4 separate regions of the Homo sapiens genome follow, and regions 1, 2 and 3 are each linked to region 4. A link is a loop called in an ENCODE intact Hi-C map of the cell type or tissue named here. Cell type or tissue: heart left ventricle. All regions are shown on one strand. Each heading gives the region's core, and the rest is flanking DNA. Links, peaks and the distances in the headings are about the cores only.

Evidence for each region. Peaks named below come from ENCODE experiments on the same cell type or tissue, not always from the same donor. Only the 100,000 strongest peaks of a DNase experiment are listed, where the experiment ranks them.
Region 1: a loop joins it to region 4, with 9 times the contacts of the local background. A loop is called at or near these places in 47 of 110 quality-filtered maps.
Region 2: it touches region 4 in a loop (3-fold over the local background); 37 of 110 quality-filtered maps call a loop at or near these places.
Region 3: it touches region 4 in a loop (2.4-fold over the local background); 47 of 110 quality-filtered maps call a loop at or near these places.

Annotation. Positions count from the first base shown.
Region 1 is chr3:44,193,519-44,201,565 of GRCh38, forward strand. No RefSeq gene overlaps it. Among named protein-coding and RNA genes, the nearest start is that of TOPAZ1, 44 kb to the right of the region's middle. RefSeq lists an enhancer at 5,393-5,442. In heart left ventricle, for the core only: a CTCF peak has its summit at 5,316 (motif pointing left); a DNase peak (open chromatin) is centred at 5,341; H3K27me3 peaks cover 17 bases.
Region 2 is chr3:43,539,306-43,547,352 of GRCh38, forward strand. The region is part of intron 11 of ANO10 (anoctamin 10); the gene reads right to left. Among named protein-coding and RNA genes, the nearest start is that of ANO10, 79 kb to the right of the region's middle. In heart left ventricle, for the core only: a CTCF peak has its summit at 5,078 (motif pointing right); no DNase peak of the experiment used is centred there.
Region 3 is chr3:44,202,068-44,210,114 of GRCh38, forward strand. No RefSeq gene overlaps it. Among named protein-coding and RNA genes, the nearest start is that of TOPAZ1, 36 kb to the right of the region's middle. In heart left ventricle, for the core only: no CTCF peak of the experiment used is centred there; no DNase peak of the experiment used is centred there; H3K27me3 peaks cover 695 bases.
Region 4 is chr3:43,765,437-43,773,483 of GRCh38, forward strand. No RefSeq gene overlaps it. Among named protein-coding and RNA genes, the nearest start is that of ABHD5, 79 kb to the left of the region's middle. RefSeq lists a silencer at 4,091-4,270 and enhancers at 5,029-5,528, 7,895-8,047. In heart left ventricle, for the core only: a CTCF peak has its summit at 4,181 (motif pointing right); DNase peaks (open chromatin) are centred at 4,225, 5,105 and 5,530; H3K4me3 peaks cover 971 bases; H3K27ac peaks cover 2,933 bases.

The sequences.
Region 1 (8,047 bases), core at 2,749-7,748, 430 kb after region 4:
AGCCTCCTGAGTAGCTAAAATTGCATATGCCCGCCACCATGCCCAGCTAATTTTTTGTATTTCTAGTAGAGATGGAGTTTCACTATGTTGGCCAGGCTGGTCTTGAACTCCTGACCTCAGATGATCCACCCACTTTGGCCTCCCAAAGTGCTGGAATTACAGGTGTGAGACACCGCACCCAGCCTAAAATGGAGTTTTAAAGAATAAACACAAAAGATAGGTAAGGAAAATCAGAGGAACAAAACATAAATAAGAAAAACAGAATACAAATGGCAAAATGGTAGGCCTAAACCTAACCATATGAATAATTACATTAAAGTAAATGGACTAAACGCTCCAGTTAAAGGCAGAGATTGTCAGACTGGTTAAGAAAAGCAAAACATATCTACATGCTATCTACAAGAGACAATGTTTTACGTATAAAGATATAGATAGGTTTAAAGTAAATCTATAGAAGAACATATACCATGCAAATAGGAAGCCTAAGAAAACTAGAGTGACTACATTAAGATTAGATAAAGGTACTCCAAAAAGATCTGCCATCAATAAAGAAGGACATTTTAGAATTATAGAAGGGTCAGTTCCTCAGGAAGACAAAGCAATGATTGATACGTATAAGCCAAATAACAGAACTTACAAGTACAAGAAGCAAACATGGATAGAAGTATAAGAAAGAAAAACAAATACATAATCATAGTTGGATTTTTTTAATGCTCCTCGCTCAGTTATTGATAGAAAACCAGATTTAAAACTTAAACAGGACTGAGATTTGAAAAATACTTTTGGCCAAGTTGACTTAAATGCCATTTATGGAACACTTCATCAACAAACTTCAGAACATACATGATACATTCATCAAGATAGATCATGTTCTGGGCTATAAATCGAGTCTCAATAAACCCGTAAGTTTGAAATCATACAGCGTATGGTCTCAGTCCACAATGGAATCAAAGATCAATAAGAGCTCTAGAAAAAAAAAATATGGAAATTAAACCATACACCTCTAACAAGACAAAAGGGAAATCAAAGGAAATTAGAAAATATTTAGAACTGATCTATAACTAAAATAAAACACTAAAATGCATGGAACGCAGCTAAACCAGGGCTTAAATGCTCAGAGGAAAATTACAGCCATAAGTGTTTATTTTAGAAAAGAATGTATTAAATCAGGGATCTGAGGTTCCATGTATTAGCTCCAAAAAGAAGTAAAGTAAACCCAAAGCAAGTAGAATATATATAAGAATTGATAAGATAGAGAAAAAAGAAAATTAAGGTCAAAAATTTGTTCTAATAAAAGATCAGCAAAACTGATCAACCCCTGGCTATACTAATCAAGAAAATAAATACAAATTACCAATATCAGGAGTAAAAAATATTAAGAGAATAAGTGAATATTATGAACTGAACAACAGTAAATGAAACAATTTAGATAAGATGGACAAGTTCCATGAATTACACAACTTATTAAAGAAATAAGAAGTCTAGAAATAAGAATGCTTACACCTATTAAAGAAATTATTGACTGTTTTTAAAATCCTTCCCACAAACAAGACTCCAATCCCAGATGGTTTTACTAATATATTCAAGAAAAAATTTACAGTAGTCTTATATAAACTTTCAGAAAATAGTTCAAGGCCAGCACTTCCCTAATACCAACACCAGACAGAGATGATACAAGAATGCTACGGAACAATATTGTTCATGAACATACATACAAAAATTCTTAGAAAAATATTAATAACACAATACATTGTGAACAAGTGGGGCTTGTGCATAGAATGTAAATTTGGTTTAAGGTTTGAAAAAAATAAATATAATTTCCTTATTAACAATATGGCAGGGGGAGGGAAATCACAGGATTCTTTCAATAGATGCAGAAAAAAGCCTTTGACAAAATTCAACACCTATTCATGATAAAACTCTCAGCATACTAGGAATAGAGAAACTCCTCGATCTGATGAAAGGTATCAACAGAACACCTATAGGTAATATCATATTTAATGATGAAATGCCGAAGGCTTTTCCCTTACAGTCAATAGCAAAGCAAGGATATCTACTGTCACAACTTCTGTTAACAGGGTATACTAGAAATTGCCACCGCAACATGATTGTTTATAAAGAAAATTTTAAATAATCTATCAGTCAATTACCATAACTAATAAATGTAGTAAGGTCACAGGATACATGGTAAACATTTAAAAACCAATTATAGGCCGGGCGCAGTGGCTCACGACTGTAATCCCAGCACTTTGGGAGGCCGAGGCGGGTGGATCACGAGGTCAGGAGATCGAGACCACAGTGAAACCCCATCTCTACTAAAAATACAAAAAATTAGCCGGGCGCGGTGGCGGGCGCCTGTAGTCCCAGCTACTCGGGAGGCTGAGGCAGGAGAATGGCATGAACCTGGGAGGCGGAGCTTGCAGTGAGCCGAGATCACGCCACTGCACTCCAGCCTGGGTGACAGAGCGAAACTCCATCTCAAAAATAAAGATGAAAATAATAAAATAATAAAATAAAAAATAAAAGAACACCAATTATAGTTCTATATGCTAGTTGAAAAATAGAAATTTTAAAAGCCATACAACAATAGCTTTCCAGCCTCCCCAGCAATGGGCATGGACCACAGCTCTGATCAATGGAATGTGAATAGAAGTGATTTGTACCCCTCTCAGCATGGCTCAGAAAATCCTCTCAGATGCAATCCTCAATTTCTGCTTCCTGATCATTATAGGAAACCCTGGTTTGAAGATGGCACAGCCACGAGATAGAAGTGCTCTGGGGACCCAGGTGCACCTATCAGGAGTGACTGGGTTGTTTGTTTTAAAAAGAAACAGGGTCGGCCGGGCACGGTGGCTCACACTGTAATCCCAGCACTTTGGGAGGCCGAGGAAGGAGGATCATCTGAAGTCGGGAGTTAGAGACCAGCCTGACCAACATAGAGAAACCCCGTCTCTACTAAAAGTGCAGGATTGGCCAGGCATGGTGGCGCATGCTTGAGGTCCCAGCTACTCGGGAGGCTGAGGCAGGACAATCACTTGAACCCAGGAGGCAGAGGTTGCAGTGAGCCGAGATCATGCCATTGCACTCCAGCCTGGGCAACAAGACCAAAACTCCGTCTCAAAAAGAAAGAAAAAGAAAAGAAAGAAAAAAACAGAGTCTCGCTCTGTTGCCCAGGCTGAAGTGGCACAATCACGGCTCACTGCAGCCTCAACTTCCTGGGCTCTAGTGATACTCCTGCCTCAGCCTCCCAAGTAGCTGGGACTACCAGTGTGCACCACCATGCCCAGCTTTTTTTTTCAATTTTTTTGTAGAGATAGGATTTCATTATGTTGCCCAGACTGGTCTCCAACTCTGGGGTCAAGCAATCCCCTCTGCCTCAGCCTCCCAAAGCACTGGGATTACATGTATGAGCTATTGCATCCAGCCAGAAATGACTGATACTCCTATTAGTAAACTCATCGTGTTTGATCCATTAGCTAACATTACCTTAATTGACACAATGACCATCACTAGTGGATCAGATAAGGGAAATTCGGATGAATACTAGAACACCATCCTGCAGTTAAATGCCATGAATAGGATGCATTCATAGTTGTACACACATCTTAAGCACTGAGTGGAAAGAAAGAATGAGATCAATAAGGTGAAACTTGGAATTGATTGAAGGGCCATAACAGAAAATAACGTAGAACTATTTATGTAAATTGGAATACATTCCACTGTACATTGAAGAAATCATACATATCCAAAGACATATTATTAAATGCATTAGAATAGCTGGGGTGGAATGGGAAGGAATTTTAGGGACAAGGGGGGAACATGTAGCCCAAATGATACTTAATCCAGCAACTGAAAGGAGACAACAGGTTGAAAGATGAGGAGTCTGAAAGTAGGTGCTGTAAGTGTGACTAGCATAGAGAGACAATGGCAAAGATTCTAGACATTGTTTAATGGGAAGTCCAACGGCAGTTTGCTTCACAGAAATAGCAAATAAAAGTGTATTTAAGGAAAGCACTTTGATACTTATTTTAGCACTAGCAAAATTGGATGGCATATATTTTCTGATAGATGCAAAAATATCATAAGTCATAATAGTGTTTATGTATTTCAAAGGAAAGATTGTTAGAAACAGCAATCTGATAATGCAGGTGCTCTTAATGGGAGCCTCAAAACAGAACATACAAATTAGTAAGAATCGAGACTATTTTCCATATAACTAAGAAATCTTTGCTATGGATCTGTTAAAGAAATTGCAAAGATCCCTGAACATACATCATATGCAAGGATTCATACCTGGCCCTTAATTCTCTTATGAAACAAACAGCTTAGGACTGTAGGACATTTTCATCAAGCACATTTGAGAAGGAAGAGGATCCCACTGCTTAATAATTCTAAGTTTTAGATTCCTATGTAAGAGAAGAGGCACAGTTCCAGTTTAGCCATTTAGTAAGTGAATTATATATGATTTTAGATGAAGGTCTTTAGACAAGAGACTCGTCTCAGTGTCTAACTGCTGGAAAGGGTGCAATAAAAATACATTTACAGCCCTACAGAATAGCAGCAGCCATTAAAGTTGTACTACTGATTAAAGAAAAACTCCTAATTGAATAAGATTACTTACTTTGGTCTCATTGTAGTACTAAAATATGGCTTCAAAAAGGCCAGCTCCTAGTGATACAAAATATATCTTTTGACTGCCTACATTTGGCAAAGAGTTATACATTTGAGAAGGTGTCTGAAAGTATTGATAACATCAGAGAATACCCAAGCAGGATTTCATTTACCAGGACAAAGTAGATGATGGGGGAAATGTAAAGGATCATAATGTTCTTGAGTCATTAATGACCTCAGCAGCAAAATGTTTCAACACGTGTTTGTGGACTTTGCACTACTGTATGTCTCAAGATTTCAAGGCATTAGAATCAGGACCATAAGGAGAACTCTGTAAAGACTTTAAGATGAAAGGCCTTATCACTGCAGAACTGTTACGACATGCTGAGAATGCAGTCATCATGCCAGTTGCAGACGCTCTGCAGATGGAAATGCAGAATTACTCCAGGGGACAGAGGCAGGTAGGATGCATTATTTAAGAGATGCACTATTTAGCCAAATATGAAACATTCGGTTTAAAGTGTTCTGGGGAAAGGTGGGGATGCGTGGGAGGGATAGATTAGGAGAGTTTCCTACCTCATTCCTACAACTCTTCTTTCAAACTCAGGCAAAAAAAAATTTTAACACCCCAGAACAAAACAGGTGCATTCCTTGGAGGTTAGCATCCTGGTAGGAAATAGCCTTTGACACACCGCCATCTAGTGACGGCAGAGGAGAACTCAAAGCTCTTTCCCCGCCCCCGCTTCAAACTCACTGGAGAGGAAGAAGGAGTCGCTTATGCAGCCTGGAACTTCTTTTGCATTCTACACCCTCTCTGAAGAGCAGAACGCCCACCGGACTTTAATAATGGCAGTGCATTCTGCTTTCATTTGATTGAATTCTGATACCTTTCATCATCGTGGATGAGGATAATACCATCTATCCCTAAGGTTATTGTGAAGATAAAAGTGACTCACACTGGCAGCACTAACCACCATGCCTGGTGTAGAGCAAGCACTCAGATCTACACCAACCAGTGTTAGAACCAATGACATTCCTACATTTAAAAACTCACTCGCCACTCCTTAGAGTTAAGCCAGTCCATCTAGGCCTGTCAGGCTGCCCGACCTCAGTGACCCACAAAGGTAGGTGGCCAAAGGCAGGGGCAGGGGCAGTGGCATTTCTACTGGACAAGGGCAAATAGTCTGTTAAGTAGAAGACTTCCATTCTTTCCTTTATTTTTAGGACCATTATTCTTTCCATGACCTCCCATCAGAATTGCTTTTTTAACAATTTTTTTGGTTTCACATAACACCTTTGGGAATCTGGTAAAACATATGAGCTCCCTAGAAAAGTGCGCATGAGCTGGGTGCAGTGGCTCATGCCAGTAATCCCAGCACTTTGGGAGGCCGAGGGGGGCAGATCGCTTGAGCCCAGTAGTTCAAGACCAGCCTAGGCAATGTGGTGAAACCCTGTCTCTACAAAAAAAATACAAAAATTAGACAGGCCTGGTGATGCGTGCCTGTAGTCTTGGGAAGATGGGTGGATCACATGAGCCCAAGAGGTTGAGGCTGCAGTGAGTCATAATCACACCACTGCACTCCAGCCTGGGCAATAGAGTGAGACCCCGTCTCAAACAAGTGTGCTCATGAAATCTTACATTTGATCTTGGGTGCTCATTAACCCCTAAAGATTATTCCTATGAACAAAAGATTAATACTGCCTCATATTGACACTGCAGGTCATCTGGAAACAGGGGCATAGGGATTTTCCCTCCAGCTCCTTTTTCAGCCCCTTCCTTCCAGCACTGGGGGAAGTGACATGTGAACACATGTCATATACATGTCAACATGCCTCCTCATATACATGTTTTCATCTTTGCCCTAGGGGAGATGGGCTTGCCACTACTTTCGTTCAAAGTAATTCAGCATGTCAAGAACAGACACAAAGAAAAGCATTTCATGCCACAAAGAGCAATTTCCAAAGATCAGAGAAGGGAAATCCAAATACAGGCCTCCCACCTCCCCCGCCACCAGCCCACCTGCTGCCCATACCCTCGTGCCTGCCGCACCCCTTCCCCCCTTACCCCCCACCCCCCCATCCCACACCCACCACCATATGAAAGTCCCGGATTCCTAGTAAGGAAAACCAGTGTCCTTGAATTTTAATAAAGTGAGTTCACATCTCACTTTATTAAAGTGACCAACTGGCCAGCTTGGTCAAAACCATTTGTTCATCTTGCTGCATGCACAGCTGATCACAATTTGCAGAGAAGAGGGCATTGCTCATTGAGGAAAGGCTGATAGAAGCCTTTCAGGTAGTTCAAGCTTGACTGTCTCCCTTCTCCAAACGGGAGAAGGTACATCAGGGCTGCCCCTGGGCAGATATAGCTACAAGCAGAAGATGACAGGCATGTAAAATACATTGACAACAGAAGACTACAGACATCTGACAGGCAACTCAGGATTTTAAACAACCACTACCACCACCACAACACAGTTGCCCAGGGTGGCCAGCAGATTTGGTTACCCTTATCTTCATAAAAAGTCACACTTTCTACTAAAGAAGTGCCTAAGTTAGGGGGTGACCTAAGCTATTGCTCACTGGAAACCACAAGGCTTTCCTTACTCCATCACCAGTCAATCTTGAACCATGGAAGCTGTTTGTTGGATTGCAGTATTCCTTCGGCAGTCTTTGACATTGTACATGGCTCACTGTGATTTTAAGGATGTCATTTAACATAGCTTTTTTATATAGTTCAATAACTTCAAAGAGACATTATCTGTTCTGGATGAGGGATATGCATAGTCAAGCATGCATACTTCCAAGGTCAAGTATATCACATACCCAGCTAGACAGTGGATGAAGCAGGAAGAAGAAAGCTGGCTTTAATAGAAGTATGTTGATTTTCCTTTTTCCTCCAAGAGGGGATTAAATTTTATTTTATAATTTTGGTCTCAATTTCTCTAAATTGAGTTCAAGCCAAACAGTGCCTCTGTGGATGACCATGTGACCCTAAGCCTGGTCACCTCTAATTAGCTAGTCTCCACCTTTCCCTTTGGTCTCCTAGACAAAGCCGTCTTTCATATCTTTTTTCCTGCTTGCTTTATACTTTTCTGTTTCCTTCATTTGATCTTCCACCTCACCGATTTATTCTGCTTTGTCTACTACTGTTTATCCTATATATACATATATATATTCTTCATTTGTATTCTTCTCATACTTGGTCTTTTGATTTCTTGTTTCATGCTGCCAACACCATTCCTCATTTCAAGTTTCTTGATCATCCCTGTAAGTCCTTGTTGCATCTGGTCCAATCCTTGTTTCAGAGGGTCTACTGTTCAGTTTGCGGCACTCTTCAAGTGTCTAGTTACTGAGCCTGTGAGCTATTCCTTGGGGCTCTGAGCTCCTCTGCCTGGTAATAGGACCTGAGAATGGCTGCAATCAGGCTCTCCTC
Region 2 (8,047 bases), core at 1,959-6,958, 230 kb before region 4:
TATTTTCAACTTTCTAAAGCAACACTTGCTTTCCAACCTAGAAAAAAAAAATAAAACCAAACGTGCTTTTTTATCTCCCCATTAAAATAGATAGGAAGTCAGAGAAAGAGGGTCAGTTTGACTCTGGATCAGTTCAGGCATCTGAAAGGAAAGTTAACTGTCATGCAAGAATGAGGTTAGCAAGCAGGTCCCAGAGGAGGGTGACGCACCTAGCAGGTCTGTTGTTGAGAGCGGGAAGCACAGGCTGGGGTGCAGTAGGAGACAGCAGAGGGAGCAGGTAATTGACAGAAGGTCTTGAAAGCATGAAATGAGAAGAGACAAGAGCAACAGTCCTCAAAGATGAATAACCCAAATCAGTTTTTTGTTTGTGGATATCTGAAGTATTTACATTTGAATATGGATACATATGATGTTCTGTGATTTCACTTTAAACAAAATAATGATGCCAGACTTTGAAATTATGGCTTAAGAGTACAGAGAAGCTGTTGAATTTTCTAATGCTTACCTCCTTTCAGACAATTGTTTTCTGAAAACAACTCTATTCTGAGTGTAAAACGATCTCTTGCAGAGGGGTGAGACTTGCCTTCTCCTAAACTTTCTTAGGCAAGAAACAGGTTAGGTTACCCACTGTAAGACCTTAAAAAATTGCAATGTAATCTGCAAAAACTGGATGTTAACTAAGTCATATTTAAACAGATTATACATTAACCATCAATTCCAAGGGCATTGGGTTTTTCAACAAAACAAGTATTTCCCATTACTTGACAAACTTAAAATCCTAATTTAGCACTCCCAAGGAACAGAAGCCCATTTAGATGACACAATTGGGGCCAATAATTCCTTCGTTAATCAAAACAGCTAAAATGCAGAATCATACAAAATGCATATATTCATTTTGTTTTAGCAAACATTTAAATGTACACTAATTTGCAAATCTTTTGCTGTAGAGCTAGGGCCCTTCCTCTGAGTAGGATCCAGTGATGGACTGTCTCACTCTCTGCTGCGCCTAAATAACACCTATAAGACAATGTCTAAGATGCCCAGGTTTGTTTTCTTTAAAGGAGAGTGAAAACTTAAAGACACTTGTGAAGCAATGTAAAAACAGAATCTGGCTGTCCATATTCTGATGATTTTTCCCTAATCTTTTATAATTGTCTCATCTTTATTCAATCTGACAGCAATTTGTCTTTATGAAGTCTTTCCAAAGGTTTTCATAGAAATGATGGCTCTATTTTAGCACACACTTTTCATCATTCTCCATTCCATTTCATTAAATTATGCCAATTACAGTAACAAGAATACCACACATAAACAGATTTGGGAACAAAATGCCTCTTGGTGAGCCATAAACTCAGTGAGTGGACATCTTCCCCATCATCCTCACACCAATGCCCACTCAGCAGGCCAACAGAGCCTGCACTAGTCAGGGCACTGTTAGGAGGGAATGGAGAGAGCTGGGTTAACAGGGGAAGGAGGTGAAGAAAGAGGCCTCCTATTGCACTGAAATGTATCTCTTGCATAATTCTGTCTGTGAGCATTCCTGAAGCCAGGGATGTATCATAGTAATGCCTAGCATATTTTAGCACATAATAAATATGTATTCAATGTAAGCATTTGATTTGACTAATTATTCCCACAACATTAGGAGAACACAGAGCAATGTTTTATCCAGATAACAGCTAAAGAGCCCATGGAAAGACTAGTAAATTCCAAGATTATCACAGGAATAAAGGAAACAAGAGGAGGAAGAAAAAAAACCCAGTTCCATAATTCTATTCAAAAGCACCCTAATCCAAAAATAAAAAACCAACCCAACTCATGCTCAACAATGGGAAATGGTGACCAGATTAGTAACTTAGTTTGTTGTGGGCTCCTTTGTAGGCTAAGTTTTAAACTGAATTCTCAGAACTTAATCAAACCTTTCAATTAGGTGAAGAGACTTCTATGACAACAGATTGTTTTTCAGAAACAATGACAATAATAGCTAACAAAACTAAACACTTAATCTTGCCAGGCACTGTACTAAACATACTGCATGCATTTATTCATTTAATCCTCCTAAGTTTGTAGAAGTAGGTACTCATTTGAAGACACAGAGCTAGTCAGTGGTGTAGCCAGGATTTGAACCCAGAACCTATGTTCTCAACCACTATACCATACTGCCCAATATAGTTTGCCTTTTCTTATAAATGATATAATTTTAATATTTTACTTAAGGGTTTTCTTAGTATACTTCTCAAAGGTACATTATCAAAGTCCTTATAATTATAAATTAATTCTTAAGTAATTGGCACTAACTATATGTACACTGAATAAAAAAACTATATATGACTCATTCATTAATTAATAAACGTTTAACAAGCAGTTACTTAATCACTTGAAAACAAAGAGTTAAAGTAACTCTACTGAGTTACTTTATGAAGCTTCTCAGTTACTGAGGCTTCATCATATGCTGTCCTTGCTCATGCTCTCAGGAAGCTCGATCTGGTAATGGAGCCACGTGATTGTCATACAGTTTTAGTAAATGATAACAGTGACTTTCACAAAGGGTCCTAGGTTATCCAAGGATGGAATGGAAGCCAGGGGAAGTGAAGGGGAAGGAGACTAACAAACATCTGGCATTCGACTAACGCATTTCTTCTGTAAGCCATGGACACCCATGTGAGGGCCACAGCGGAAGAGAAATATGATCAGAGTTTCATTTAGGAATAACCACTCCAGCAGTAGAGAGCATGGGCCAAAGGAGGAAAAGCAGGAAAGCCAGAAGGCTTTCCTTCTGTAAAAAAGATCTGCTGTAAAAGTTTAGGTGAGAGCTCCTGAACTGTATGCTTTAAATAAGGGAATTGTATGGTGTGTGAGTTATGCTCACCACAGCTGTTTTAAAAAGTATGTCTAGATGAGAAATGGTAAGAACATGAACTCAGTGACAAGGGAGAGAGCCGAAACAAATATTCAGAAGTCAGAATCAGCAAGTCTTGATGAGGGATGAATGAGAGGGAGGGAGGGCTAGGCTGAGGCGTGGAAGTAAGATCAGCAGAGAGAAGAAAACAGCCATGCCACAGATAGAAGGTACGTAAGAGAGGGAGATAAACATGTAAGCAGCAAACTGTAACACAGACGGAACCAATGCAATGCTATGATGGAGAGCCTGGCCCATGACAACAAATCTAGAGCTGACAGAGTCATATGAACTAATTGCTGAAAGAGGAACTCATTAACAACAGTGGTGCTATAAACTGTTATCAATTTTCCACTTCCTCCTCTGCATCAAACATGGTGCCTGACACTTCTTGTGTACACTACCAATGTCTCCATTTTATATCCAAGGAAACTGAGACTCAAAGATTAAAAGGAAATGCTGGGATTCTAATTCAGTTACCACCAGACTTTGACACCCCAAGCTACCTCTATGCTGTGACACTACCTGCTTAACCAAATAATCATGAAAATGATAATAAAGATAACGAAAGTTTCATTCTGATACTAAGCTGGTTAGAACTGCAGCTCACATCCCCTGTGCCTTGACCAAGTACTCAGCCCTGTGTTTGGCATTTCACATATACAACCTCATCTATGCCTCGCCTTGTGAGAGTGGTAACAAGACCTGCAAATTAGTAAGCACCTGCTCAATACCAGACACATAATCAGAGTTATACATGTGTTATTTCTACTCTTTAGAACACTCATGCAAGGGAGGCTGCACTGGCCTCACTCTGAAGTCAAGGGAATGGGCTCACAAGACAAGGTGATACCCTAAGAGGCAGTATAGGGATAGAATCCACATTTGTATAGTTTCAAATATCTATAAATCTCTCTCTCTTCTCTCCCTCTGTTTCTCTCTCTCCTTCCCTCCCTCTCTCTTAGTTGAGAGAGAGGAAGAACACATGTGTGACAAAATGTTCAAAATCAGTGAATCCTGATAAAGAATATATAGGAATTATCTGTATAATGCTTGCAACTTTCAAATCTGAAACTAGGAAAATAAAGCCTGTGAGTCAGGGCACAAAAGAACCTGGAAAGGCTCAGTTCATTCTCAGAGGATACTTCTGGTATTACAGATAAGACTCAATTCTGCTTCTTTTCTTTTCTTTTTTATTTTTTTGAGACGGAGTCTCGCTCTGTCACCCAGGCTGGAGTGCAGTGGCCGGATCTCAGCTCACTGCAAGCTCTGCCTCCCGAATTCACGACATTCTCCTGCTTCAGCCTCCCAGTAGCTGGGACTACAGGCGCCCGCCACAGCGCCCGCTAATTTTTTTGTATTTTTAGTAGAGACGGGGTTTCACCGTGTTAGCCAGGATGGTCTTGATCTCCTGACCTGTGATCTGCCCGCTTCGGCCTCCCAAAGTGCTAGGATTACAGGCGTGAGCTACTGCGCCCGGCCTCAATTCTGCTTCTAAGCAGCTGCTGGCAGATGGAGAGGGGGTGCCACATGAAAACTTATTTTTTAAAAGAAACTGTAATTAAATGATATTTTTTAAACCACGAATTAAACATGCATGGTACAGGCAGGCTTGGTGGTCACCAGGCCCTAAACATTAGAAATGCAGTGTAATTTCTGGGATGAGTAGTTAACTCGTCTTCACCTTAGAAAAAGAACCAAATTTAGTAGGTAAATTGTCAGTAATTCAACATGTCTGATAGGTACATCTTGCCAAGTTTAGAATTAAAACTGTCAATTAATTTAGAATTAAAACTGTCATTACTAAAATGAAGTATTATCTAAGATTTAATATTTGGAAGATATCAGGCCATTTCTATTTTTTAGAAATTGGAGACATACATAATTCTGCAGGTAAAGTAGTAATCTTTTGCTAAAAATTACATCAAAAAAGCAAACTAAGTTTGCCTCAAAAAGAAGGATGATAATTACTTAAGGGAAATTATTTGAATATTGATTTAATCTTGAGAGCTGAACTTTATGACACCGCCAGTATTTATTTTTAACCCACAAAAAATGGCATTTTCACATGTTTTCATCTATTACATTGGTAGGCTATTCTCTGGTTCAGTCTACAAAAATTTCTTTATTTTGCAAATGAAAGTAGTGTTCAAGTGTCATCAATTTTTAAAGGCAACACTAGATGGCAGTAAATACACAAAAGTTGTGACAAATGACACAGTTCTCATAATACAGCAGTGATCATTTTTGCCTTTACTCAGTTTCATCTGTACTAAATCAAGCTTTAAAAAAAAATGAAGAATCAGGGCTGGGTATGGTGGTTCACACCTGTAATCCCAGCACTTTGGGAGGCTGAGGCAGGCAGATCACTTGAGGTCAGGAGTTCGAGATCAGCCTGGCCAAAATGGTGAAACCCCGTCTCTACTAAAAATACAAATATTAGCCAAGCGTGGTGGTGTGCACCTGTAATCCCAGCTACTCAGGAGGCTGAGCCATGAGAATTGCTTGAACCCAGGAGGCAGAGGATGCAGTGAGCCAAGATTGTGCCACTGCACTCCAGCCTGGGTGACAGAGCAAGACTCTGTCTGAAATAAAAAAAAAAAAAAAAAAAAAGAATCAGAAACCTGCGTAAAAAATAAAGTGACCTGGCTTTGGAAATGTGATCCAGAAAAGCAATAGAAACTATCAATTCATCCAATTTTAAATTTTGAGAACATTAACACTCAACATCAACTTTATAAAATTGTTACATTTTCTAAGTCGTGTTTGTTCTGTTAACAAATTCTAATCATGTAAATGTATCTAGATATTTATTTGGTTAATTAATTTGGAAAAAAAGCATCTTAAATTGCTTTTTCCATCAAGACGTTAAAAATTTATGAGAATTTTTATATATTTATAGACTATGGCATTTTTTGAGTTAGTAAAATTTCTGCTCTTATAGGGGCCATGAATAAACATATGAAAGTATAGCATGCTGTTAATTTAATATGCTACTAGCAAAACTTTTTTAAATCAATAAGAACATTATGTAGACTCCAGTAAAAAATTCTATTTTAACGTTAATTTTAAGATTTAATTTCCTTATTTGAAAAGATTTTCAGATAAAAGAGAAAAATCTTATAAACAGAAACATGTTAATTGACCCAATGATGGTTTTTTTTTGTTTGTTTGTTTGTTTTTTTTTTAGACAGAGTCTCTCTCTGTCGCCCAGGCTGGAGCGCAGTGGCGCAATCTCGGCTTACCATAACCTCTGCCTCAAGCGATTCCCCTGCCTCAGTCTCCCGAGTAGCTGGGATTACAGGCACGCACCACCATGCCCGGCTAATTTTTGTATTTTTAGTACAGACGGGGTTTCATCATGTTGACCAGGCTGGTCTCGAACTCCTGACCTCAGGTGATCTGCCCACCTCGGCCTCCTAAAGTGCTGAGATTACAGGCATGAGCCACCGTGCCCGACCCCACTGATAGTTTTGATGAACATTCTGTAACATTCTTTTTTTCCAGCTTTATAGAGGTATAACTGACAAATAAAAATTGAAATATATTTAAGTTATACAACATATTTTGAAATATGTATATCCTATGAAATGATTAGCAAAATTAATCTAATTATCATATCTATCACCTCACATAGTTACCTTGTAAAATTCAGAATTAGAATTTTAACATGATTTTACAAACTGAATGGTAGCAAACCAAAAATTTGTATTTTCTATTCTATTTGTAAATGTTACACTTTTTGGATTCATTACAAGACCAGATGGCATTCAGCTGAGGTCTCAGCAACACTAGAATAGCATTGGTAAATTTCTAATTTTTTGGCTATTTTAAACAGCTTGAGCTTGGTTTTGTCCTGACACACAAAATTTTCTATTGAGAAACCAAAGCTAGGGCCCTCTCAAATGTATGAAAGTCAATAAGGTATAAACAAAACAAATATTCAAATACACACTGTGACAGAAAGAGAGGACCCATCTGTGCCAATATAATCCAACTTCTGATCGATAGTTAACATTTTAAAATATCATAAAATAAATAGCCATAGCTTACTGCAAGCACATTGACATAAATACACACTGAAACAGCCAAAACAATCTTGAGAAAGAAGAACAAAGTTAGTAGTCTCACACCTCCTGATTTCAAAACATACTACAAAGCTATGGAAATCAAGAGTATGGTACTGGCATAAAAACAGAAACACTGACCAATGGAATAAAGAGCCCAGAAATAAACTGTATACACAGTCAAATGATTTTGCAAACTTTGCATATACAGTCAAATGATTTTCAACAAGGGTGCCAAGACCACGCATTAGAGAAAAGACAATCTTTTCAACAAATGGTGCTGGGAAAACTGGACATCCACATGCAAAAGAAATACAAGTTATAAAAACAACCAAATGAAAATTATAGAACTGAAAAATGCAGTAATAGAAATTAAAAAAAAAAACACACCTCAGTATATGGGCTCAATAGTAGTGTGGACATATAGAAGATGTTGAAACAGTGAACTTGAAAATACATCAACAGAATTCACCTAATGTGAATAACAGAAAACAGGCTGACAAAAATTGAACAGGGCCTTAGGGACCTGTGGGAAAATACAAAAGACCCAAGATTCATATGAAAATCCCAGGAGAAGAGAGAGAGTGGGGCTGAAAGAGTACTTGAAGAAATAACGGCTATAAAGTTCCTTAATTTGGTTAAAGACACAAACCCACAGATCTAAGAAGCTGAGCATGCCCCAAATGGAATAAACTCCCAAAAAGCTACACTAAGGCCCATTATGATTAAACTTTCAAAAATTAAAGATACAGGGAAAAAAATCTTAAAAGCAGCCAGAGAAAAAAGGATCCATTAACTACAGGCGAACACCAATTGGAATGATATATTTCTCTTCTGAGACCATTGAGACTAGAAGGAAATACCAAAATGTTTTTCATATGCTGAAAGAAAAAGACTATCATCCATGAATTCTATGTCCAGCAAAACTATACTTAAGAATGAAAGAGAAAAAAAGTTTTCAGATGAAGAAAAAATTAAGAGAATTTGTTGCTAGCAGACTGACCCTTTAAAAATTGGCTAACAAAAGTTATTACAACAGAAAGGAAAATGCATTTGTTTCTCAGGGTTGCCAGAACAAAGT
Region 3 (8,047 bases), core at 386-5,385, 440 kb after region 4:
TTTTCATGAGAGGCCAATAGCTCACATTGTTCATCTGGACTTGACAGGAATCACCTAGCTTATTCATAAGCCAAGCAGTATTCCCACATTTGCTACTACTTAACTCCTATAGACTTTGCTCCAGGTGGATAAACATATCTGTTGAATGAAAGGCCTCCTCAAGAATTTAGAAGAAACAGTTCTGTTGTTTCCTAGATTAAAAGTCATTTTCACTGTCTTTAGAATAATGAGACCCGTGCTATCTCACTGTGGCCCTGGGGTTGTTTTCCTAGGATTGCAGAATTGAGGAACCAAGAAAGACGACCAGATACAAGGATGCTTATTCTAATCCATTTCTTAGTCTCGTCATATAGTGGAAGGCAAGGGCCATGGTGGTCAACAGTATACACAAAATATCCACACATGTTTTATTTGCTGAAGAGGTGATTCATATTTGTAAGAGCATTGAAAAGATCCAAAACCCCCAAAGATGAAACAATCTGATGGTATGAAATGAAATAAAATTTCAGTCATTGACAGATGCCTAAATACTTTTTTTTTTTTTTTTTTTTGGAGACGGAGTTTCACTCGTCACCCAGGCTGGAGTACAGTGGCATGAACTTGGCTCACTGCAACCTCCGCCTCCCAGGTTCAAGTAATTCTCTTGGTCAACCTCCCGAGTAGCTGGGATTACAGGTGCCCATCACCACGCCAGGCTAATTTTTGTATTTTTAGTAGAGACGGAGTTTCACCATGTTGGCCAGGCTGGTCTCAAACTCCTGACCTCAGGTGACCCACCCACCTCGGCCTCCCAAAATGCTGGGATTACAGGCGTTAGCCACCATGCCCGGCCTACCTTTTAAGTTCTCAAAATGTAGTCTCATGTTCTATAAATTCCGATAATATCTAAGGGAGTCATAGGCAAACTGCTGATAAAGTGACTAGATTGCTGACTAGCCATGAAATATAGCAGCCTGCCCACTGGATGGGAGAAAGGAACATGACTTTGTATTCTCTGGCATTGGCTGCCAGATCTCACTGAGGGCATCCTCCAGGACACAGTAACTGCTGGTATGTGAGCACTTCCACTCAGCAAGTGTCTTTATCCTGGAGGTTTCCTGTGGAACCAAAGAAGTGGTGTGGGTGCTACTGGCAGAAGAGAGGAATAAGGGGGAAAGAGAACAAAGGAAGAGGTGAATATGCAACCTACTTCTGGGGTATGCTTGGTTACAAATCCATCTTTCATCAGGCTTTCAGCATCTTAGGGGTGAGATGGTCTTGATTTCATAGCTCCAGGCTTTCCCACAAAATATGTGTTCAGTAAATGAGCTAACCAGTGCATAACGAATTGAGCTAACCAGTGTATCAGTAACTTACCAGTTCTCTACTCCACAGATGGGCAATTCCAGTTTTGCCAAGCCTCAAAGTTCACTCAACTTAGTCTTGACCTAAATGGAATATACAGGCCCTGCAACTCTATTTCAAGATTGACATAACCACAGCTAAGAACTTTAAGTCCACCCTTTGGTGGACAGATCTCCAATAAACTCAACCTTAAAACCAGAGACCCTAACATTGTACCTTTTAAGTAGGAGATGAAGGTAAAAATTGGCTTCTATTTTATGTGCTGTAGTAGTAATCCAACATCTTCCCATAATTAGTTTTAGAAATATAGTGACTATGTATATACAAAAATAGATATATAACACTACTTAGGAAAACATTGTTCTAGAGGAATGCAGTGAAAAGAATTTGAGTCTGAATGATTCAAATCTCTATGACCCTTAACTGAGAACACATTTCAGACAGGGTTATAACAATTAAATAAACTGTATCTAACATATTACTGGCACAGAATAGGTAGTAAGCAAAGAGTTCCCCTCCATAACCTGCCTCTGATAGTCTTACTCTAGCTACTCAGAATGGCCTTTTGAAGAGCTACAGCCATCTAGAAAAAGATACCAAGGAGTCTATCCAATAAAAAAGGAAGTGTGGGAACCCCTGTCATTACTAGTTCCATATTACAGAAAATTGGATGGAGAAAAACTGTACAGCTCACACATAATGCTTCACTGTCTTCAGGAATGCATAATTCATAAGGTTATAATTAAGAGATGGAGGGAGAGTGAATTTCCCCATGGAGGTGCCACTCAATGCTCTAACTTTAAGTGTGCCAACTGGCTCTTGGAGACCAATACCAATAACATGGTCAGATGCTTTCTGCCAAAAGCAACAATTTAATCAACATGGAAGGACAGACCAACCTGGGTACTTCCACCAACACAGTCTCTGGGATTGCAAAAGAGTCTTGTAGGGTTTTCTGAACCTGTTCCAGGTGGAGACAAGAGAGATAGATGGAGCCACAGCTGGAGAATGGCCAGAAGGAAATGACTACTTCCGAAAATGGAAAGACTGGAAAAATAAACTGGTGACTTGGGCCCCTGCTAGCTCCATCTGTGCACGAAGCAACTGATTGTTCAAGAACACAAGAGCACCCACACTAAGTATTGGAAATACCAAAAAGGATCACTGTTCCCAGGGTCCAGGCTAGCAACCACCTGAAGGAAGATGTGAAGTAGACACACTGACCCATTTGGTGAACTCACCACAGCTGTCTCTGCCATAGGAAAGTGGATTAGATGGGACAAGCAATATGATTAATATCAGTCCAGTCTCCCATACAGCCCTACCATTAACTGGTTATGGAAAATTTCAATATCTCAGTTTTAACCATATAGTCTATAAGGGGAAAGTGTTACTCTTACCATTTTGTGGGGGTAAGAGTGTGGGGGTAAGTACTCTTACCATTTGAAGAGTGGAAGGATAGACCAAATTACTAAGCTCCTTTCATTTCAATTTCTCTCCAGCATTTCAGCCACCCGGCTGGTGAAGACCTTCAAATGCCAAAGAATCCACATCTTATTTCTAACCAACAGTTTTCAAGTACCTACTTCCCACAAGGCATTGAGTTAATTCAGTGCAAGTCACAAGAACACATGACCTGTTCTTTACCATCAGTGTCTGGCCATCTGATAGAAGAATCACAGTGAGGAAATTAACTATAGCTCAGAAACTGAAAAATAATTCTCTTTATCAAAAGCCAAACTCAGCATTAAAGACTTTTGATCCACATCCCAAGCAGACATGGGAAAATCAAGTTCTCTGGCTGTTCATGCTCACCCGCTCTTCCCTAGGTTGGGTGCACCCTCATAAGACAACCCATCACTGAGGAGGAAGCACTAGGACATTTGCAGGTCAAAATCAATGAGGTTCCCTCCCTGGACATTTTCCTCAGGGCAGCATTGAGTTATCATGGAAGGGAATAAGAAACAACCAGTGAGGTCTTGACGTGTAGACAGAACTTCTAGGTAGACTTGCATTATGCACAGTGCCGTTTTGTTCTTGGTGCTTTGGCAGGCTACATTGATGACTTAAGCTGGGTAACCAATGAGGGAAGTATTCCAGGCTAATAAGAAGTAGCTTGTAAAAAGGGCTAACAAACCAGAACAGGCACCTGAGGCAGCATTATCCTTTGTTCAGCACTGCTCGCACTTGACGAACTCAGACCTGGCTTGTGCCGGGTAAATTACAGCCACAAAAAAGAACTGAGACAACACCTGAACTGAGTTAAGAACAAACCCAGGAACTTGTTATCAACTAAAATAAGATCTATCTGGCCTCTTCATAGCTACAGCCAACATTTAAATGACTGGGTAGTGTTGCCATAATGATTCAATTATTACCATTTTAGACTGGCCTGTCCTTTGAAGGGGCAACAAGGCAGTTCCTGGGAGCCCCACATGGTCCTACACTTTATTCCTTTTTTTCTGATCATCACAGTTCAAATTTCCAAATCTAACCAAAGCCTGAAGGTTCCATGAAATATGCCAATAGCCCAGCCTCCTTTCTATTGCCCTTATCTTGGGCAGGCTACATGGGTTAAATTGCCCCAGGCCTTACACCCTTCTAGGAATAGCCCCATTTTTAGATGCAAGAGTCTCTCTACTTAGGAATTTAAAACAAAACTAAAGTTCGACCTATCAGTAACTTTAGAAAAACTTGAAGCTAAAATTGAAAAGAATTGCTTGAAACCAAAATGGAATTCACTGAGATTCTAAAGACTCTCCACTTTAGAATTACAGGCCCCTAAAGTGTGTTCCTCAGACACCCCACCAAAACAACAGCAGCTGACTCAATCCTGTTCTCACTGCTCCTAGCTGCACAGAAAGCCATGGCTCTTCAGAGCAAAGGTTGGATAGATGAAGCAGTAGCTTGGAGACCTTACCTTCCAGAGAGCGCAGTAAGTGTACAGAGGACTTTACCTCTATCAATACAGGCAGACACGAAGCTGACCTTTGTTCTCCTCCTCTCCTGGAGACTTGGCTCTTCCTATAGACCCGTTTGCTCATAAGGGGCTCAAATTCCAGAGGTCAGAAAGCTCTCATCACAGCTACCCAAGAAGCAGGTTTCACAAAGGACTCTAGACACAGACTGACTCCCACTCTGTCTGCGAGGGCAGAGGTTGCTGGCCTAGAGCTTTTATGGCCTGTGCCTGGGCCTCCTGCTCAGGTGAAAACTGTGATTCCACTCAGCTGCCTTATATGAGTGAGGCTTCAATCAACACTTCTTATGCCTACAAAGAGTATGCTAGGTAGGTTCTTCAAAAAACTTGGGGTGGCTATGTTTTTCTGGAAATACAGGGTCATTCCCCAGAGTCTGATGTGTCATTGGGAGAAGTTACTGCCCAAACAGCATTTGGAAGCATGGGTGTCAGACCAGGGCCACAACTACGCCCAATGTCATGCTCAGGGTTAGGTTCCAGCCCATGCTGAGGTCCGAAGGGAGTGGGTAGTAGATGGGCAGATAACTGAAAGAACACTCAGGGGGCCATAGGCAGGTGAATATGGTTTTATTCAGCAGCTCTCTCATCAGCAGCTCTCTCACACTAGCTCTTTACACTGTTTGCCTTTATCTCGACTGTCTGCTCCGGCTCCGTGGCTCCTCTCAGCAGCTGGCTCCCACGCACAGCTGCACAGCCAGCCTGCAAGGCCAGCTCTAGGGTTAGCAACTTAACTCCTTCCATTTGGGCACAAGCCAAGCCGTATCCTGGCTCCCCTGTGTCCATCTCCTAGACGTTCATTCTCCCTTACAGTGGTCAGTAGCTTTACTCTCTGGGCACCAGCACCTGCACAAGAGCCATGTTGAGCCATGCCCAGGAGCCACGTTGAGCCCAGCCCAAAAGCCATGTTTAGCTCTTGGGCTGATGCTGATGTACAGCATCAGCAGGGCAGTTATACCTTTTCCAAACAATAGTGACTCCGAGTCAACTATGAACTTACACAACAGGTTATATAACAAGTGGAATATGCACTTACACCCTAAACTCACTGAGTCACTCTGGCCTGGATGTCTGCCTTGGCCTATTCCTTGACCAAAGTACATCCGTATACCTTACAATGGGTTAAGTAGGTGGCTGTCATTATACATGGGTCACCCCTGGGAGCTTAGTAAGGTGCAAGTTCCTGGGCCCCATCCCAAGAGATTCTGGGTCAGTGGTCTGTGAATCTACATTTGTATCAAGCACACAGCTGATAACAACGTAAATGCTCCATGACCTACACACCAGATGGAGCATCATGCAAATCCTTAGCCAGTAGCCCAAGTCCTGTGTATCTTAGGTGGGTCTTGCATTTCCAAGGGTATTTCTTCCATGACTCAATAAAACAGGCTGTCTGCTATATGATTTATGTGGGATACCACTGTACATTCAAATGAACTTCAAGCCTGTGTCTGTGCTATAAACAGTGGTCATTCCAGAACCTCTCCCTAGGACAGGGATTAGGGGTGCTGGAAGCAGAGACAGCTTGGGAGGAGGGGTGATGCTGTTTGTTGGGCAAAGGACCCTGACTTTATCATTGAAATGCAAGTAGCCACAAAGATGGATGAATTATACACTAGTTATGTGTCAATGCATTCACCTTGCCCACTTTCTTCTAGGCCCACTGAGGACAAGAACTGTGTGTTATTCACCTGAGTGTCCCCAGCAAGGACTCCACACAAAAGGTGCTCAATAACTAGTTACTAAAATCAATTGCTGCAACTGCACATCCCCTAAACATTGCCCTAACACTCATAGACACATGCAGTGTCTTGCTTATTAAAGGCAAACCACAAGTATTTATAGAATTCATTTGATACTGGGTTCTCCTAAGTCAGGGCTACCATACAAGGTTGCACAGAATGTGCATTGCAAAGAGATACCACATTGAAAAGGCTGTCTTCCACATTGCAGCCATCAAAGGCTTAAGTATAAAAGTGAAAACCACAAAGCTCTTAGATGAAAACAGAGATGTAAATCCTTATGATCTAGGATTAAGCAATGATTTCTTAGATATGCCACTGAAAGCACAAGAAACAAAAGAAAAAATAAAATCGGGCTTACTCAATATTTAAAAACTTTTGTGCTTCAAAGGACACCATCAGAAAATGAAAAGACAACCCACAGAATGAAAGAAAATTTGTGAAAATCATATATCTGATAAGAGACATATCTAGAATATGTTTTTTAAAAAATCTTCTAGACCTCAATACTAAGAAGACAAATAACCCAATTTTTTAAATGGGCAAACTGTCTGACTAGATATTTCTCCAAAGAAGATATGCAAATGTTCAATACACACAGGAAGATGACTAACACAATTAGCCACTGGAGAAATGGAATTAAAACCACAATGAGATTCCACTTCATACCCACTAGTATTGCTAGAGTCAAAAAGACAGGTAAGTATTGGTGAGTATATGGAAAAATTGGGACCCTCATACACTGCAGTACTGCTGCTCTGTAAAACAATCTGGCAACTCCCCAACAGGTTAAATATAGAGTTACATATAACCCATCAATCTCACTCCTAGGTATATATTCAAGAGAAATGAAAACATATGTCCACACAAAAACTTGTACACGAATGTTCATAGCAGCAGTATTCATCATAGTCATAAAGTGGACACAACTCAAATGTCCATCAACTGGTGAATGAACAAACAAAATGTAGTATATTCCAGAAACAGATTATTTGTCAATAAAAAAGAATACATGATTATTACATGTTACAACATGGATGAATCTTGAAAACATGGTAAGTGAAAGAAGCCAGACACCAAGACCACATACTGTGTGATTCCATTAATATGAAATGTTCAGAATAGGCAAATCCATTGAGAGAGAAGTAGACTGGTAGTTGCCTAGAGCTGGGTGGTTGGAGGAAATGGGAAGTGATTGCTAATGAGTATGGGGTTTCTTTGGGGCATGATGAAATGTTCTAAAATTGATTATTGTGATGGTTGCACAACTTTGAATACATTAACAACCATTGAATTATACATTTCAAATGGGTTAATTGTATGGTATATAAATCATATCTCAATGAAGCTATTATTTGAAAAAAAAACCATCGCAATAAAACTGACAAGAGAAGATCCAAGGGAACAAAGTTTTTTATATTTTGAAATCTTTTTTGGCAGATTAGATTATAATTAAATCTATTCAATAAGGAATTCTTCCAAGTGCATTTCATACAAGCAAGGCCACTGTGTATTGTCGGGCAGGTACACTCAACAATCTACTCAGCAGTACATAGCAGCCCTGCCCAAGGAGAACTCCAGCTCAGATCGTGTGCTTTCCAGCCTGGGAAAATCACGCTGAGCTGCACCCTTGACGCTTCTTTGGGTCAACAATCAAACAATACTGCAAGGGTGCAGCTCAGCTCTATTAATAGAATAGAATTTTTATTCTTTATTTCTACTAATTCTTCCCCCCACTTCAAATGGCTCAAGTCACCTAAATTCTCTAAACAATTTTTTGACATGCATGGCACACAAAAGAAGGCCAGAGCCAGGAGCAGAATGGGTGGCCGTGGATCTGAAACCCCAACTTATCTCCCTGTTGGGTTTGAAGCATTTCTATTTACTTCCTGAGTCTGTACTGACCATCTGGGGACTCCATCTGTTCCCTCCCAGGTCCTGCAACCCTGGATTGTGATTCTTGCTAATAATTGATCGCCATGATTCC
Region 4 (8,047 bases), core at 1,466-6,465:
GTGGGAGGGAGGTTGTTCTCTGAGAAGTTTGCTGCCTTCCAACCTTCTCTTGGAGGTGAGGCACAGATTCCTTCAACACTTGAATCCCCACAGCTCTCAAAGGGTTTCTATCAGGCAGAGTGCCTTCCCTGCAAGTGAGAAAATGTAACATGAGCCAGCTTAAATCATTTCTGAACCACTCAGCTGTAACCCAGGGATTGAGTAAGAGTCAGGGCTAACCTAGTCTGTATCTGAGCTCTGCCTCCCCCCTCGACAGTTCTTTTTGCTTTACTCTCTTCCAGGTATTGGCATCGTCTTCTGTCCAAGCAGATGTGCGGCCCAGAGTGCCAAAGTCATTGCATCTTACAGCTCATGTTCAAGAGAAGACAGACAGAACTGATTCTGGAAGCTCTTCTGGCAGAGTAAAGAAAACTTCCCAAAAAGCTGCTGACAAATTTTGCCTTCAATCTCTGGGGCCTAAATTTGGCCACGTGCCCATTTCTGACCCAATCTGGCCCAGCCCTGGAGCTGGTGTGGGATCTGCTTCCCTTCCCAATACATGGGATCTTTGTGAAAGGGAAAGGGAACAATAGCATCCTCCTGGAAATGAAGGAGGAGGTGAGCACCATGCAGGGTGCACAGTCAACAATGCCCATGCCTGACTTTGTTGTCCAGTGGACTAGGGTGGGGAGCAGGGCACAGGAGGCCTTCCCAGGGAATCCTTCTCAGGGTCAATATTGGCAATTTCATGCTGCTCAACCAAATGCTGCCAAGATGCTCTTCAGAATGGCTAGACACATTTCCACTCTAACTGATAGCTTCAGGATCCCTATTTTTTCTCATATTCACCAGCACTTGGTATTACTTATTGTTTTAGGGTCTCCAGAGAGACAGAGCTAATAGGATATACATACAGATATAGGAAAGAGGATTTATTAGGAGAACTGGCTCATGTGATCACGGAGGCTGAGAAGTCCCATGTTGGACCATCTGTAAGCTGGAGAACCAGGGAAGCCAGTAGTGTTGCTCAGTCCAAGTCTAAAGGCCTCAAAACCAAGGTGTGATTCTCAGTCCAAAGCCAAAGGCCCAAGAACGTGAGGGGCCGCTGGTATAAATCCTGGAGTCCCAAGGCTAAAGGCCCGAGAACCTGAGGGACCACCAGTGTAAGTCCTGGAGTCCCAAGGCCATAGAGTCTGGAATTATGATATCTAAGGGCAGAAGGAGCAGAGAATCCCCAGCTCTAGGAGAGAAAGGAGAAATCCTATACCCTCTTTTTTTGTTCTATTCCAGCCCCCAGCAGATTGGATGGTGCTGACCACATGAGGGCAGATCTTCCTCACTCAGTCCATTGACTCACACACCAGTCTCCTCCATAGGCACCCTCCCATACACAACCAGAAGTCATCTTTACAAGTAATGCTTTACTAGTTCTCTAAGTATTCCTCACACTTACTTTTCCAATGTTTAAAGACCTGATAGGCATTAAAAGAATCTCAATATTGCTTCAATTTGCACTCTTCTAAATTCTGGCAAGATTAGTCATTTCATCAGGTATTAGTTAGCCAGCTCATTTCCTGTCCAGCAAATTGGCTATTCATAGCCTTTGCCAATTTTTCTAGTGAGTTTCCTACCCATTTCCCTTGTAGTCTAGATCAGGAGTTGACACAGGTTTTTTTTTTTTTTTTTTTTTTTTTTGGTTGGTTTTGTTTTTTGTAAAGGGCTAGATATTAAATATTCTAAGCTATGAAGGTCATATTGTCTCTGCTGATGTAGCACAAAAGCAGCTATAGACATAAATGTATAAATGAATGGGCATGGATGTATTCCAATAAAACTTTATTTATTTATTTTTAGTTACAAACACAGGTGACCAATTGGATTTGGCCCTGTGGGCTGTAGTTTGCCAGCTCTTATTATAGATATTATCTTTTGGCTTTAGACAACGCAAAATCTGCTCCAAGTCTTCACCTATCTGTTTTCTTTGTCTAAAGCATTCTTTTAAAAAAATTCTTAATTTTGATATAGTCAGATTTGCCCAGTTTTCATCCGAGGGTTATGTTTTTGAATTATGTTAAGACACCCTTCTCATCCCAACAACACAAAGATATTCCCCTCCTTCCTTCCTATTAACTCTTTATTTCTGTTGGCTTTCACATAGCGAGGTCTTGGATCTGTTAGGTGTTTGCATTTGTATGTGATGGAAGATGTGGCTTTATTCTTCTCCCTGTAGTGAACTATTCTCCTCACACCAGCAGCCAAACCATCCTTTCTCCACAGATTTGTAGCAGATGAAACCTTTAATTTGAAAAAAGAAAGGATATGTGGTTAGGCTTACCTATGCGACCAAATGCTGTTCTATAGTGCTTGCCTGCTCACCAAGTCCCAGCTCTTTTCTGGTCCCCCAACATGCCCAGGGCTTTGTGGTCTCAGAAACATCAACAGGCTCTTCCCTGGTGCATGGCGGGCCCTTCCTCATCCTTCAGGTCTCACTCCAAGTATCAACTCCTTGCAGATGTCTTACCTGAACACCCTCTCATTTACTCTGTTACTTAACCCAATTGGAAATTATCATTTGCATTTGTTTACTTGTTTATTATCCACCTTTCCCTATTAGATTGTGAGTTTCATCAGGCAGAGCTGGGGCTGAGGGCAGAGACTGGAACTGCGTTATTGGTTGGTCACTGCCTCCCTCGTGCCTGGCATACGGCAGACTTGAATTAAAGATTCCTGGAAAAACAGAACAAATGAGCAAGTTTAATTGATTTTTCAGAGGCAATGGGTCATTAGATCGCCCTGGCATTGTCTAATAAATTCTCCTACCCTCTTTGACAACGTACAGAATTAGAATTAAGGTTTGTCCTTCAACCCCACCCCACTCAACACCTTTATCATTTGATAAAACATCTCAGTAGCTTGAGTGTATTTATCACACCTGCATTTATTCACAGTTCGATCTGAGAGCCCTTGTTAACTCCCTTAAAATATCTGATTGAATTTCATGTGGAAGCGAATGCCACAGATTAAATATATGTTGTGTTAAGAAGCTTCCCGTTTTATCACAGCCTGTGCACTGCCAGAAAAGCATTCTGCATGTTAATTAAGATAGCTGGGGGATTTTTTAAAGACTTCTTTTTCTCCCTTTAACTTTATAATGCATTCAGGGGAAGGGAACTAAGGCAACTATTTGCAAAGCTGTAAAAATCAGTGTCGAGTCAGATGGGTTGTGGGATCCCAGGGAGCTTCAGTGACGGGCCAGGGCACTGTCTGTGCATGTCAGCAGCAGGCTGAGTCTAGGAGCCGGCTGTGAAGGAGCTTGGAGAGGCTGAAGGGAGGAAGTTCTGACTTCTGACTTTAGTAGGAACAGTGCCCTTCTGGCTAAGGCTGGAATTTTGCCCAGGGAACAGTTAAGTAAGAGGTGGGGTGGGAAGTGATCAAATCCAAGAATCAAAGTGGACAAGATGAATTTGGATATGGAGAATGGAGAAATCTGACCTTCCTCCCAATTAGAATGTCAGTGTAGCCAGGACTGTGTGGCAAGACCAAGAGGGGGCTGCAGATGCCTGCTTTAGCTGCTGCTAAGATGCCAGCACATTGGCCCTGCTAATGGGCCCAAATTCAGAAGTGACATGAATAAAACATGGATTCTGAAGTTCTTCAGACCTGGATTAAAATCCTGGCTTAGACACTTGTCACTTACTAGATCTCATTTTCCTCACCTGTGAGATGTGCATAGGGACACTGCTAGGTTCAGAGACCCTGGGTACAGCTGGCACATGGCAGGCTGTTAGCATATGGCACTTACTGCTGTTACATAAGAACCTGTGTCCACCTCCTGCTGTCAGGCACTTTGCAGCACCCAGCTGTTTGGTCACCTTTTCACCTCCCTTCACCTCTGTTCTAGTCTTGGCTCACCCTTCAAATACAACTGGCCCCTTACGTCGGGTGACCTAGAGAGTAGTCCCTGCCACTTGCACAATCCCAGTAAGCTCTAGTTAGGAAAATACCCTCATCCAAGTAGTTCCAGAATAACACTGCTGTTTGTTTGGGACTCCCTGACCCATAGCTTAGGAATCATGCATGCGCTGGGGTGACACTAAGAGCAACAAGATGTCCATCGGGAACCACTGCAGTTCCTCCGCCTCCCTTGGCACCGTGCCCTGGGACTGAGTTTGATTGCAGCGCCTTTCCCAGCTGTGACCAGCAGGGGGCGGCTCCTCTCTCTCGTGTCCCTTTCCAGTATCCTGGTAGGGTTCGTTCCCTCCCCAGCCCACTCAGGCCTCCTCCCGGGCTCCGCCTCTCGGGCTCCCTGAGACACGGCCCCGGCTCCTTCCGCCTTCCTTGGAGGAGGCTTGCAGACCTGCAGGGCGGGGCCTGACTGAGAGCGGGGCGGGATCTCCTTCCGGGCTGGGGAACAGATGCCCTGGCGTCCTTGGCACTGGGTTGGCTGGTCCCTCTCCGTCCTGGCTCCATTCCAAGCACGGCAGGCCCCGGGAGGGGCCCAGGCTGCTCCTTTTTCCAGCCAGGACAGAAAAGCATCAAGGAACTCTCGGTCATGAGACACGCCCGTCAGAGAGGAGGCACATTCCAGGAATGACATATGCCCTGAAATGTCATATGCTCTGAGGAGGTGACACTCCCCAATGGGTGACACAGCCCACAAAGGGGACATGGCCCACAAAGAGGTGACATGACCCACAGGGGTCACATGCTCCACAGAGGTGACATACTCCACAGAGGTGACCTGGCCCACAAAGGTGACATGGCCCACAGAGGTGACACAAGCCACAGAGGTGACACAGACCACAGAGGTGACACACTCCACAGAGGTGACACAGGCCACAGAGGTGACACACTCCACAGAGGTGACCTGGCCCACAGAGGTGACATGCTCCACAGAGGTGGTATGCTTCACAAAGGTGATATGGCCCTCAGGGACACACTCCACAGAGATGATCCGGTGCACAGAGGTGACATACTTCACAGAGGCAACCCGGCCCACACAACAACTGTGTCTCAACCATACTAGACACCTCAGGTATCAGAACCTTTCCATGGCACAGCAGGCCATGGAGCAGGCACTGCAGTGTTCGCCCTACAAACCCGGCGACTCAGTTCCAAGACCCTGCAGTCCAGAGAGCAGCTCAGAGGCAACGGGCCGAGGCCAGCCCAGCCGTTTTGCCTAAAGGTGGCTGCCAACCCTGGGGCCCTCAGCCTGGGCCTCCTGTGTCTCTGACCTCCTGCCTATAGAAGTCTGTTGCTCTTGCAAGGCCAGTAGGTAGACAGAGACAAGCATCAGTGAGAGGAAGAGTCATTTATGATTTATGAATAATGAACTAATTTAATCCTGGGTTTCTCTTGTGCCTCCCATTTAGTAATTTGTTCCATTTCTTAATGGCTCGAGTTCTTTATCAGGCTGTGACAGAGGCGAGTGGTGAGTCATCACACTGGGGATCAGGAGGGTGACCTAGATATTGGCACTGGGAAAGCAGTCCTGAGAGACGAGCATCAGCTCCACCCTCCACTCCCTCTCCACTGTGGGCAGCTCTGCGTTGGCACAGCTCCTATCTCTGCATCAAAGTGGCAGGAAGAGGTGGCCGTTCAGTGGAGGTGGGTGTGGCTGGGGCTTGTCTGAAGCTGTGGTTCCACAGCAAGCCCCTTGCTTGTGCTTAGATTGGACATCAGGGGAGAAGATGGAGAAGACTGGGGTCTAGCCCCACTACACAGCTGCATTGAGAGGGAGACAAGACTTTGGCGTCAGGCCACTTGGGCTAAAATCCTGGCTGCCACCTCTGTCTTTGTGACCCTGGGTGCATTGCTTTACCGCTCAGAGCCAAGAAAAGATGCTTCCAACAGTGAAGGCTGTCACCTCTATCCTCACGCTGCTGTCTGGTTTCTTGAACCTGTTATTTCTTTTCTTTTTATTACACACAAGTATATTGAGGCTTTGGAAGGTTAAACACCTTAACGAAGAGAGCAGGAGAGTGGTCTGTGTACAGAGGAGGGGAGAGTGGAACCTGAGAAGGCCTGGAATCAGGACCCCAGGGTGGACCCTTGAGGGCCAGCTTTGCCTTGCCTCCTCCGTGTCATCTTGCATGGCATCTGGCCCCAAAGTGCCCTCACACAGGAGCAGGCAGGGGGGCAGCAGGGGGCTGGTCAGACAGCAGCAGCCACTGAGAGCACAAGGAAGGACTAAAGCCAGCAGGTAGGTGGGGAGAAGAAGTGTGGGCAGCTGTAGGAGGCATCTGTCATGTATTTGCATAGTTAGCCCACCCTGTTGGCGTTTATCCTGTGAAGCAATGGTTATTGTGCCCACTTTACAGGCAGATACACTTGGGACAGAGGAGTCAAAGAATTGCCTAAGCAGCACAGCTGGTGCGGGGTGGAATCTGCCTTCTTCCAGCCTCTTCTCTAAATGCCGTCCCACTGCCTCTTGCCAGTCCCAGTTCTGATAGGTGTGGGTGTGTGAGGCCACCTGCTCTGTGATGATGGGTGTCCTCTTCCTCTTCTAGTGCTTGGTGGTCTACAGATCGTTGCCAAGTACATCAGCCCCTCTGATTCTCACAGTATTCCCGGGAGATGAGTATGAACAAGGATTATGAAAGAGTGAGAGTGACAGAGAGAGAAAGAGACAGAGACAGAGAGATAGATTAATATTAAAGTATAATATACAAACAGGTGTGCATATTATAAGTGCACAGGTCTCTGGATATTCATAAAGACTATTATTTAACTTCATTTTACTAAAAGAAAACTTAGGTTTAATGATGTGATATTCTGAAGTCTGTTTATGTGTCAAGCAATGGAGGCAGTATTCCAGATTACATCTCTTAATGTCCATGATTTGAAATGGATTTTTAAAATATTTAAAGTTTTGATTTTGATTTCTTTTGAGAGCAATATAATTTAATGGAAAATGGCAATGCCTTTATCTTATTAAGTTCATTACCACAAGTGGTTATATGAGAGGGAAATCAGGTGCTTTAAGCCATCCGCTCTTCTGTATTAAAACTCTTTATTTGGGGAATGAGAGTTCTACTGAAGTGTCTTAAGTAAAATTTGATTAAACTTAAGTAAAATTTGTTTAAAACTTGCAAGATGAACTTCATGGTTAAAGTCTAAAGTTTGCAGATTCAGAAAGACTTGAGGAAGGAACAGTGTACTTGAATTTTTTTTTGTAACATTTAATTAGTAGTGCATTGTTTACATCAACACTTTGTGGAATATTTTGGAGACTCAACAAAGCCTTCTTAAGGGTGGCCTGATCCTCGGCTTCCAAGTCTGTTTTTTAGCAGTGAAATGGCTTTCTTGTTCCCACATTTCAAAAAGAGGAAAACATTTCTGTCAGTTAAGCGAAGGGAGAGAGGAAGGTCTCACAATTGTGGTCGTGGTCAGGGGCGGAGACCTCTCCCCTTAGGATGCTCTACTTTTCTCCCTAGGGGGAGGTGACTGGGAGGGGACCTTTCTTCCAAGGTTTGGGAAACCTGGTAGATTCCTGCCTCTCTGGATGCTTTAATGGGGTCCCTGTGTGAAAGCAGGGGCTGGGGGTGTGTTACAAAGTCCCTTCCAATTCCATGAGAGCAGAATTTAGGGCAATTAGAAATTATCCCACCTGAGTCATCTTTCCCCTTCAAAGTGGTGTCTGAGGACTTTCTCAATTGACTCTGGAACAGGAGCAGAAAAACCCAATCAATTAGCCAATATCCAGTGACTGAGATGGACTGTCTCTGTCTGGGAATCGCTGGGGAAGCAGAGCCTGGAAAGGAGATTCATCTGGCAGGGGAGGGAAGATGAACGCTAAGGACTGGGAGAGCTGGACCAGTCAAGCTGAATTGGGCCTGACCCCCCAGTCCCACTCATAGTTAGACTCCAGACTCCAGACTCCAGACCCCAGGCAGTCACTTGAGAGGTCCAGCAGCTATGGCATGACAGGCAGTGGCCAGAGGAATTGCTCTCTGCCCCAGCCAGGCGGGAGCTTGCTCTGCCAGCAAAACCTGCAAGTCATCCTGCTGTAGCTGCCGGCCTGCAGAGACCAGCCCTGGTGGCAAGGAGGAGGTGTGAGGAGGAGGGA